2 separate regions of the Mus musculus genome follow, and region 2 is linked to region 1. A link is a contact called in ENCODE Hi-C data. All regions are on one chromosome and are shown on one strand. Each heading gives the region's core, a stretch centred on a gene start or an enhancer-like site at or near the end of the contact. The rest is flanking DNA. Distances are from core to core; before and after follow the strand shown. Region 1 holds the start of 4921528I07Rik (RIKEN cDNA 4921528I07 gene). Region 2 holds the start of 4930520O04Rik (RIKEN cDNA 4930520O04 gene).

Region 1 (4,827 bases), core at 1,166-3,665:
CCCCTCCTTTGTCATCTCAGGCACCAACCCTAGTTGTAGGTAGATTTAATAGCCATATGTCTCTACCATTAGAAAATCTTGGGGGGTTTCCAGAACCCTTTCTTCCCACCTCTCATTTGTCATGCCACTTTAGGTATCACATATTTTTTTTTCCATTTTTTATTAGGTATTTCGCTCATTTACATTTGCAATGCTATACCAAAAGTCCCCCATAGCCACCCACCCCCTCTCCCCTACCCACCCACTCCCCTTTTATGGCCCTGGCGTTCCCCTGTACTGGGGCATATAAAGTTTGCGTGTCCAATGGGCCTCTCTTTCCAGTGATGGCCGACTAGGCCATCTTTTGATGCATATGCAGCTAGAGTCAAGAGCTCCGGGGTACTGGTTAGTTCATAATGTTGTTCCACCTATAGGGTTGCAGATCCCTTTAGCTTCTTTGGTACTTTCTCTAGCTCCTTCATTGGGGGCCATGTGATCCATCCAATAGCCGACTGTGAGCATCCACTTCTATGTTTGCTAGGCCCAGGCATACTCTGACAAGAGACAGCTATATCAGGGTCCTTTCAGCATAATCTTGCTAGGGTATCACATATTTTTAAGGAGCAGGGGTTGGACATAAAGCAGAAGTCATAAACACTTAGCCAAGCCTCCCACTGAGGGGACATTTCTATCCTTAGAACTGAGTTTCACTTGCAGATCTTAGTTTATATGTGAAGTATTAATAACGAGTGGTAATTCTATCATTTCATTGTGACTATTCTATTCTGCCACCCCTGGAAACTATAGAGGAAGGAGGAAGTGTAAGGGCTCAAGGCAATGGTTCCCAGTGCTCAGAGCATCTACTTCTCTAACCATCCTGGCATGTATGAAATATGAAGAGATGCTTGTGTTACTCCCTTTGGCACTGAACAGCTTAGACAGAGGATGCCAAGAATCTCATGCTGGGAGAAGGAACAAGCTAAGACCCTTGGGCAAACCATAAGGAGGACTAATTTTCTGGCACGTACAATCTATCATATCACTTATCAGGAGAGACTGAAGCTCAGAAGGAGGAAATAACTTGACCAGCATTGCCCAGCTATAGATACTTCTTGACTTTGTTAAAAACTAAACCTCATAGGATTCTGAGGATGGTCTTGGTGGAGGAGTCAATAGACCTTTGTTTCTCTTCCCAATGTACCACCACATCCAACATCAACAGGCTTTCATAGGGTGCCATCTTGTGGTGGTCAGTGGGAATGCAGAAGAGAAGCCCGGGCAACCTTCATGGAAACCTGTCCAGTGGGGTTGAAGCTGGAAAAATAAAAAAATTTAAAAAGAATTTATTACTCTTTCTCTTCTGCTTTTCAGTATTCACTGTGTGCTGACGTTTGGTCTGTTGCTATGCACTGTAGTGATCAATGCTGGTCCACAAGATCTGGCTGCCGCAATGAGGAGATCCTTGGTCAAGAGGAAATCATCGCATATACCAAGTGATGCTATGGAAACTTGCTCCTTAGTTTAAAGCGATTAGTTAAATAAACAGGTTGACAGCTCGTAACTGGGCAGAAGAGAGGTAGGCAAGGCTTCAGGTGCGGGGCTCGGGGTCTGAGGCAGAGAATACCAGGAGAGAAAAGAGAAGAGGAAGGAAGAAGATGCAGGGGTAGGTGGAAAGTGAGAACATGGCAATGAGGGCCAGACATTTGGAAAGGAGTGGGCCATGAGAAACATGGCAAGTTGTCCCTGAGGATCATTGACTGGAAAGTAGACTGACTAGCATAAAGGGTGGATATCTGCTCAGCTCTAGTGCTTTTATGGCTTATTATAAATTTAAAAGTTTTGTGTCTTTATTTGGGAGGTAAATGATCAAAAGTGGGATAGAAACATCCAATTAATCTTTCTACATTAATTATGTCTTTAATTGAACTATTAAGGACAGATAGACACATGGTTAGGGGCTGTCTTAGTTACTTTTCTATTTTTTTTTTTTTTGTGATAAAACACCATGACCAAGTCAACTTGTTAAAGAAAATATTTAACTTAGAATTTTAAGTTTCAGGGAGTTAGAATCCATGACCATCATAGCAGGGAGCAAGGCAGCAGACAGGCAAAAATTCACTGGAGCAGTAGCTGACAGCTCACATTTTGATGTGTGAGAGAGTGATCAAAAAAGACCTTTGTGAAGTAGGCATTTTAACATGGTTCTTTAGAACCATGTAAGCAGATGAGAGAAAACTAACTTTGTAGTTGGTTGTTCTTAGATCAAGAACATTGGCATTTATGATAACCCACACTGTCGTCCTGACCTTGTATGAGCAGACTTGCCTAAGTAGCAGATGTTGGCTGTCATGGTATGATTATGAGTTCACTATGCAAGCTCTGTGACTTATGGCTGACCTGTACCTAGTTATGTTCAGGCCTGAGTGCTGAGTGCCAGTATACTTTGAGATTTCCTCAGAGTACACGTCTATAACTACAGAGCGATAGTAGTGTTGGAATCTGAGTATAATGGGTAACTGTTGTGATACCAGAGGTATGATATTGCTAGCCATTTAGTGCTTTTGCTTCAAATAGACTGGTTAATATTTCTCAAAATATTTTGTGTAAATACTTATAACTGCTGTATTATTAGAATTATGTCTTATTTTATTTAATTTTTGAGACAGAGTTTCTCTGTGTAGCGCTGCCTATCCTGGAACTCACTCTGTAGACCAGGCTGGCATCAAACTCAGAAATCTGCCTGCCTCTGCCTCCCAAGTGCTGGGATTAAAGGCATGCACCATCACGCCTGGCTCTAGAATTATGTTTTATTATATATTATATTTTAGTCTACAAAATATTTTGACTTTAGAATTTAATGTGTTTGTATGTACGTATGTGTCTATATATGTTTGTATTTCCTCCCTCAAGATTGTGCTTCACAGACATAACACTATATCATAGACATACCAAGAAATAACTAAGGTTCTCTGTTTTGAAATTATTAACCTCAGAAAAAAGGAGTGGCTTCACAGTGGTGGGGATAAATTATGATATAAATCTCCCACTATAATGTGTGCCTATTTTCATTTTTAACAAACATTTCGTGTCATTTTCTTATTAGGTATATTTATTCACTAAAATGTAGGTATGTCTTTTCCACATATGTGAAGGTTTAGAGTGTGTACCTACTCCATATTGAATAATTTAAATCCATAATTTATGATTTATCCTGAATTGTAGACATCACAAATAGGTAACATTGTGACCCACATCTCTTTGGAGTGAGGTATCACCCAATAAGTTGATTATTTTGTTCTGAATGACTGATCACTATTTCAACAAATGAAGTAGAGAATAGATGAATTAGACTGGTGAACTAACTAGAGAGTCAGGAACTATTTACAGTAATCCGTGAGCATAGTGTTCGTATATGGTGAACAAAAAGAATAGTATGCAGAGGTAATCGTTCTTCTGTGCGTGTAGAAACATGGTGCTGAAAAGATGTATTAACCCTTCCTGCTGTTTTCACGTGTGATGTGGTTTATTTATCCTGACACTGCTTCAGAGAGCTATAGCTTTCTTGATGAATTGGGCAAAACCTAAATATAAAGAGGTTCATATTTGTGAAAAGCTAATTAACCAAGATGGTAGGTTTCCAGTGTACACGTCAGGATGTCTCAAGTCTGTAGAAGTCCTAGGCATTATCTACTTTATGACATCAAATCCATGGTCACTTTATCACAGGACACCACTGTCACATTTCAACCTAGGCATTGCAAGGAAGTACCAGCCCTTCTCGTCAGCTCACAGATGCGTAGGACTGGGATCCTTATCCTCACACCTGGCCTAAAGCCAACTACAAATAGAGAGATCTTTAATTGATATCTGGTGGAAATACAAATGTTACCCTCAAAAGTGCAGAGACCTTGTGAGCCACAACCTGGGAGAGTGACACAAGTACTCAGAATATCTACCCAGTTTTTAGAGCCCCCATTACCCTTGGAGCAACTCTCACATAGAGCTGAGTTAGAGGACTTGAATGGCCAGCAGGATCCAGATACTCCTCTTCCTTATCACTGTTCTTTTTAATCTGGATGCTACAAAGCACATGAGAATAAAAGGAGAAACAAGGCACAGGGTACTTATTATTGTTTTCCAGAAGTCAATAAATTATTGCATGTCAAAGGATGAATGGATCAATATAGTTACACCATGTCCCTTATACTAAATTCACTTCCCCAGGAAAATGTATGTGTTAAAAAGCTAAAATTCTGTGTTTATGATGAATGTAGAATCAGAATGTGTCAACTGATGGAGGTTGAAATATGCTTGTGAGATGTGATGAAGAGATTCTTCAGTCCTTTTGGGTTTCAAAATGCTTAAAGGGAATGATGATCATATGTGGTTTCATCGTGACATTTATTTTAATGAGGAGAATGAGATGTCTTGATAGTATAGGTGCTTGTCATTGCACCTGATATTCTGTCTCTAACCCCAGAACCCCAAATAATATTAGGCATAACTAGATACCAACAGTTGCCCTTGGATGTGCTCCCTCCCAAACTGAATACACGCACTAGGTAGTTACATATTAAACCATAGACCCTTATGTTGCTTTATATTCCTGTCCTCTAGAAAGCAAAAGGAAAAAAAGGGAAAAAAAGCTTTTTAGTTTTCTAGTCTTTGCCTATACTCACCATCAGGAAAGACAGCCCAGTAGTAGCCTAACTGAATCTAATCACATGTACTGCCTCAGTACACTTTTATCGATGTCAAAATGCTTGTGTAAATAAGTGGTGCCATGAGCTGACAGTGACTTTCTGTCCCTCTAGTCCTACCTCAAGAATGTACTAACACACCCTTCTC
Region 2 (4,827 bases), core at 1,257-3,756, 51 kb before region 1:
GGCCCCGAGGGTTTTTATTTTGATTTTGTGTTTTGAGGCAGGATTTTACTATGTAGCCCTGGCTTTTCTGGAACTCACCCTGTAGAAGGCTGGCCTCGAATTCATGTATCTGCCTGTCTCTGCCTCCCCAATGCTGGGATTAAAGGTGTGTACCACTATATCTGGCTTATCCTATAAATATATCTTATGATTTATTTATTCATTTTATGTATTTGAGTACACCATCACTGTTTTCAGACACACCAGAAGAGGGCACTGGATCCTATTACAGATGGTTGTGAGCCACCATGTGGTTGCTGGGAATTGAACTCATGACCTCTGGAAGAGAAGTCAGTGCTCTTAACCGCTGAGCCATCTCTCCAGCCCTTATCCTATATTCTTAAGTATGTCGTAAAGTGAAGTCGCATCGTCATGAGGGACAGGAGATTAACCATGATTGAACTGACACTATCCAGAGTAGGAGACACTGGTCCTCATTCTAGCTGCCTGGAAGCCAGTCTTCTGCTAGCAGCCTTCAGATGAAGATGGAGAACTCTCGGCTCCTCCTGCACCATGCCTGCCTGGATGCTACCATGTTCCCACCTTGGTGATAGTGGACTGAACCTCCGAGCCTGTAAGCCAGGCCCAATTAAATGTTGTTCTTACAAGAGTTGCCTTGGTCACGGTGTCTGTTCACAGCAGTAAAACCCTAACTAAGACACTCATACACAATTTTTTTTTCAAACGGTAGGTAGCACATGAGGAATGTCGCCCTAACTTGTCCTCTGGTCCCCATGCACACAGGTCTCCATCCACGAACAAATATACATGCATACACAGAGAAGCACAGAAGACCAGGTAACTAACACCCTGGCTTACTTAGCCTGGAGGATATGCTGCTGGCATCTCTGACCCTCCTTCTCTCCCCCCCCCCCAGAACCCCACCCTCAGCTTCAGGAGCCACCTTGTGTACACTTCTGCAGTGCTGCTGGAGAGGTGGTCAGGAGCTGATGTCCAGAAGCACCCAGCGCTCCAGGGTTCTCCTGCCGCCACCACCCTCCATCCTTGTCACGTTTTTGGAAAACCTATGCCTAGGTTCTCTTTGCCCTCCTTACACAGCCTTTAAAAATAGTCATTAAAAAAAAAAAGACATGCAGACATGCCAGAAATAACCAGTGGCTCAATGAACCTCTGAACAAATATGGTCAGTACAGAGATGGCCTGGAACAGATATTTGCTTGGTAACAGCTATTCACTCAGTGCCCTACAGAGGGAGTGTCTTGTGGCTATGGCTGATCAGACCAGAGGAATTAAAAAGAAAGGCTAGAGAGAGCCAGACATGGTGGAACCCCGGAACGTGAGAGGGGCAGGCTGGGGTGTCTGCAGTTCAAGGACTTCCTCAGCTGCCTAATGAGTTCGAGGCCAGTTTGCGCAGCAGGAGAGATTATCCCCCAAACAAACAAAAGCCCTTGGGAAACATGACAAACAAGACTACTACTTCACTTAAACACGATGGTCTTCTCTCAGAAGCTGTATCTGTCTTCAGGTCATCATCTTCGGGATATAGTTCATCACTGTTCAGACCCGGTATGTCTCACAACTGTTTGTACAATCAACTTATACACCATGCATTCACTACAGCTACTCCAAATTAAAAAGGCCAGAGTAGGAGAAGCTGCAGTGTTTGGCCAGGACTATTTCAGAACACATTTCCGGGAAGCTGATTCTCATCTCACAACAGTAAAAATGTATGCTGGCAAAAATGTCAATCTAGATTTCATACATACCTTTTAAAAGAGTCAGGTTTTAATCAAGTTATTTTCTGTGACGAGTTCTCTCGGATGCTTTGGGCACCCCTTCATCTAATGAAAAGAAACACATTTTAAGCATCACACACCACTTCCTATTGCTCTAATACTTCAATTAGGAAACTAAGCTGTATCTCCCTTACCTTGGTATCTTTTTGCAACTGCTTTGATGATGTTAAGAATGATGACGCCATGGTCCCTGTGAAAGGGTTCATGTGCATATAATCCGATGTCACTTAGGTGTCACCAGTACCTTCCAAACAGCACAAAAGGCCTTGCATATTTTTCTGCAAACCCCGCTGTGTAAGAACCCACCCAAACTGGGACTGAGGAACCAGAACGCACGCAGCCTTCAGCCAAGCTGCCCAGTCCCAATCTCCCCAGGGCCTAGGCTCCAATCCTGAAATCTCTTTTGCTGCTGCGCACTTCTCCCAGGTAGTTTACACCGGTACCCTAAGCTCAAGTGCGGAGGGCTGCTCCGCAGAACCGGAGCATCTAAATTTACTCTGTAACCCCACATTTTGCTTGGTCACCAGGTCGCCTAAAAGAGTAACCTACAGCGCAAAGAGAACCCTCAGCTTTCCGCGCAGGTCCCTTTATAGTTTAGGGTGCAGTCAGAGCGAGGCTGTCCTTCCTTCCTTCTGTTACGGATTGCACCCGAGAGCACGTGGGGGCGCGGCCGTTCCTGAAGCACCGCGTGGAAAAGCTGTGGGTCTTTTCTTCCCGGCCTTTCCGGGGGAGGTGCGCGCCGCCCGCCTGCCGCGTTCCTGTCCGTTGCTGCGCGCGCTCCCGCTGGCTCGCCGCCACCGGTTTCTTCCGAGTCTGGCAGGCAGCTTAGCCCTACGTGGAGTGGGAGTGGCGTCAAAATTCAAAGGAACTGCCGCAGTTGGAGGCGTTGTACCACCTGCTTCGAGACGGTTGGCGGCCTGGAGTGGCCTTGACCTCACCCCAAGTCTAACCCGGGTGGCAGCCGCTCTGCCGAAGGGACCTTGGAGGACAGAACTACACCGGTGAAACGGAAAAGCCACGCGTTTATCCTTCGTGCACTCTGGGGACGCCGCTGGTCTGCAGAGAGCCACGCTGTCCGGTGCTCCCTATCCAATGCCTGCTTGGGCGCCCAGCCAGGTCCAACCTCCAACCCAGCCCCACCCATCCCACTACCAGACTTTGGGGACAATTATACTGTCAGTATCCTCAGAAGTCATTCTGCTTCACAGAGGAGGCAGCAGGTCAAAAGCCACCAATTGGCCTTTATTTATTTTACGGCAAGATTGATTTATTTTGTGCTGGGATTTGAATTCAGGACCTTTGGGAGAGCAGTCAGTGCTCTTACCCGCTGAGCCATCTTACCAGCCCCACACCAAAGTCTTTGACCTTCCCGAAGCAATCAGTAAGAAACTTCCATCAACTCTGACCAGACAGAATTTCAGAATTACTGCAAACAGGGCTAGTGAGATGACTCACTGGATAAGGGTGCTTGCCATGAAAATGAGGCGAACTCAGTTCAATCCCTGAAACGCATGTAGAGATGGAAGGGAGAATACACTCCACAGAGCTGTCCTCTGATCACCATATGTGCACCGTGGCATGCAGGTCAACACACACATCATGCACACATGCAGTAGTAATGATAGTAAGTGAATAAAAGCCGTTTGGGTAAGAACATCACATAAGGTTTGCCATAGATAGAAGGTAGGGAATAGAATGACATATGGTAAAAGCTTGTCACAGAATCTGGTTAAGGACTGTGCCTCTGGGCTACATTTCAAGCCTGTGGTCTTAATTTGGTTCTCTTTACATCTATGTGCTCAGGTACACACGTGCATGCAGAGGCTGAAGGCCTTAGGTGTTATCCTCAGGAGCACCATTTATTCCCTTTGAGATAGGGCCTCTTACTGATCTGGAGCTCAGGAATCAGGCTAGACTGGCTGAGCACAAGTCTAGGAGATCTTTCTGTTTCTGCCTTCCAGCTCAGAAATTATAAGCATGGGCCAGCCACATTTAACATCATCTTTATGTGGCTATGGGAATCAATCTGGAGTCCCTGGGCTTGCAAAGCCAACGCTTTGTTGAGCCATCTCCATAGCCACAGTATTAGCTTTTTAAGGTCATTAGATGAATGCTTTCTTCAAAATGATTTCTAGTATGTATTTTTGATCTTACGTGTTAGCTTTCATCACAATAACAAGAGAATTCAGATCAGTGGTTCTCAACCTGTGAGTGGAGACGCCATTGACAAACCTATAGCTACAAAAATATTTACATTATGACGTATAACTAGGAAATTATGAATTAGCAGTGAAGATAATTTTATGGTTGGAGGAGCCCTACAACCTGAGGAACTGTATCAAAAGGCTGCAGAACGGGGAAGGGTGAGAACCTCTGATTTAGATAATCAACTTTTGTCAGAGAAAAATTTTGGTTGATGGTTTGAAGGTTCTAGCCCATAACTGGACTCTCCATTGCTTTGGGCCCATGGTAAGGCTGGAGGCTATTTTGGAAGTGCCTAGCAGAGCAAAAGCACTCACCTCATGGCCAGGAAATGAAAACAAAGAGAAAGAAACCAGAGCTCCAGAGTCTCCTTCAAGAGTGCGCCTCCACTGACCTGACCGCCTTGTCAGCTGCTTCTTAAAGTTTCTACCACAGGGCTGGCGAATGTTCACTGTCAACTTGGTAGGATATGGAATGACATAGATAGAGGATATAGATACAGGTGTATGTGTGAGATACAGGGAGGGTGTTTCCAGAGAAGTTGAACAGGGAGAGATCACCCCAAAAATGGATGGCATCATCTCCTGGGGCGTGGGAGTCCCAGACAGAATAACCCTGAAAACAAGGGAAAGCTAGCTGGGCATCAGTGTTCACTCCTGACTGTGGAGGCGATGTGACCAATTGCTTCTTACTTCTGCTGCCACAAAGTGAGCTATGTTTTGCCATCACCCTTTCTCCTAATTGGTAGATTGTACCCTCAAAACAGGAGCCAAAATAAATGCTTCCTTAAGTTGCTTTTCCTGGGTACTTTGTGATATTAATTAATTAA

What was found. Hi-C counts contacts between places; a loop is a spot of excess contacts on that map.
Region 2: a loop to region 1 is called in a map of T-helper 1 cell, with 4 times the contacts of the local background. The contact joins the promoter of 4930520O04Rik here to the promoter of 4921528I07Rik in region 1. A Hi-C loop is called at or near these places in 6 of 37 maps with a recorded cell type or tissue (ES-E14, T-helper 1 cell, gastrocnemius and 2 more).

The regions. Positions count from the first base shown.
Region 1 is chr9:114,314,616-114,319,442 of GRCm38, reverse strand. It overlaps 4921528I07Rik (RIKEN cDNA 4921528I07 gene), which reads left to right and starts at 2,415. Exons shown (of 27, transcript NM_001384245.1): 1 at 2,415-2,512; 2 at 4,794-4,827. The coding sequence starts at 2,488.
Region 2 is chr9:114,366,003-114,370,829 of GRCm38, reverse strand. 4930520O04Rik (RIKEN cDNA 4930520O04 gene) reads right to left here and starts at 2,506. Exons shown (of 3, transcript NR_040383.1): 1 at 2,346-2,506; 2 at 1,767-1,841.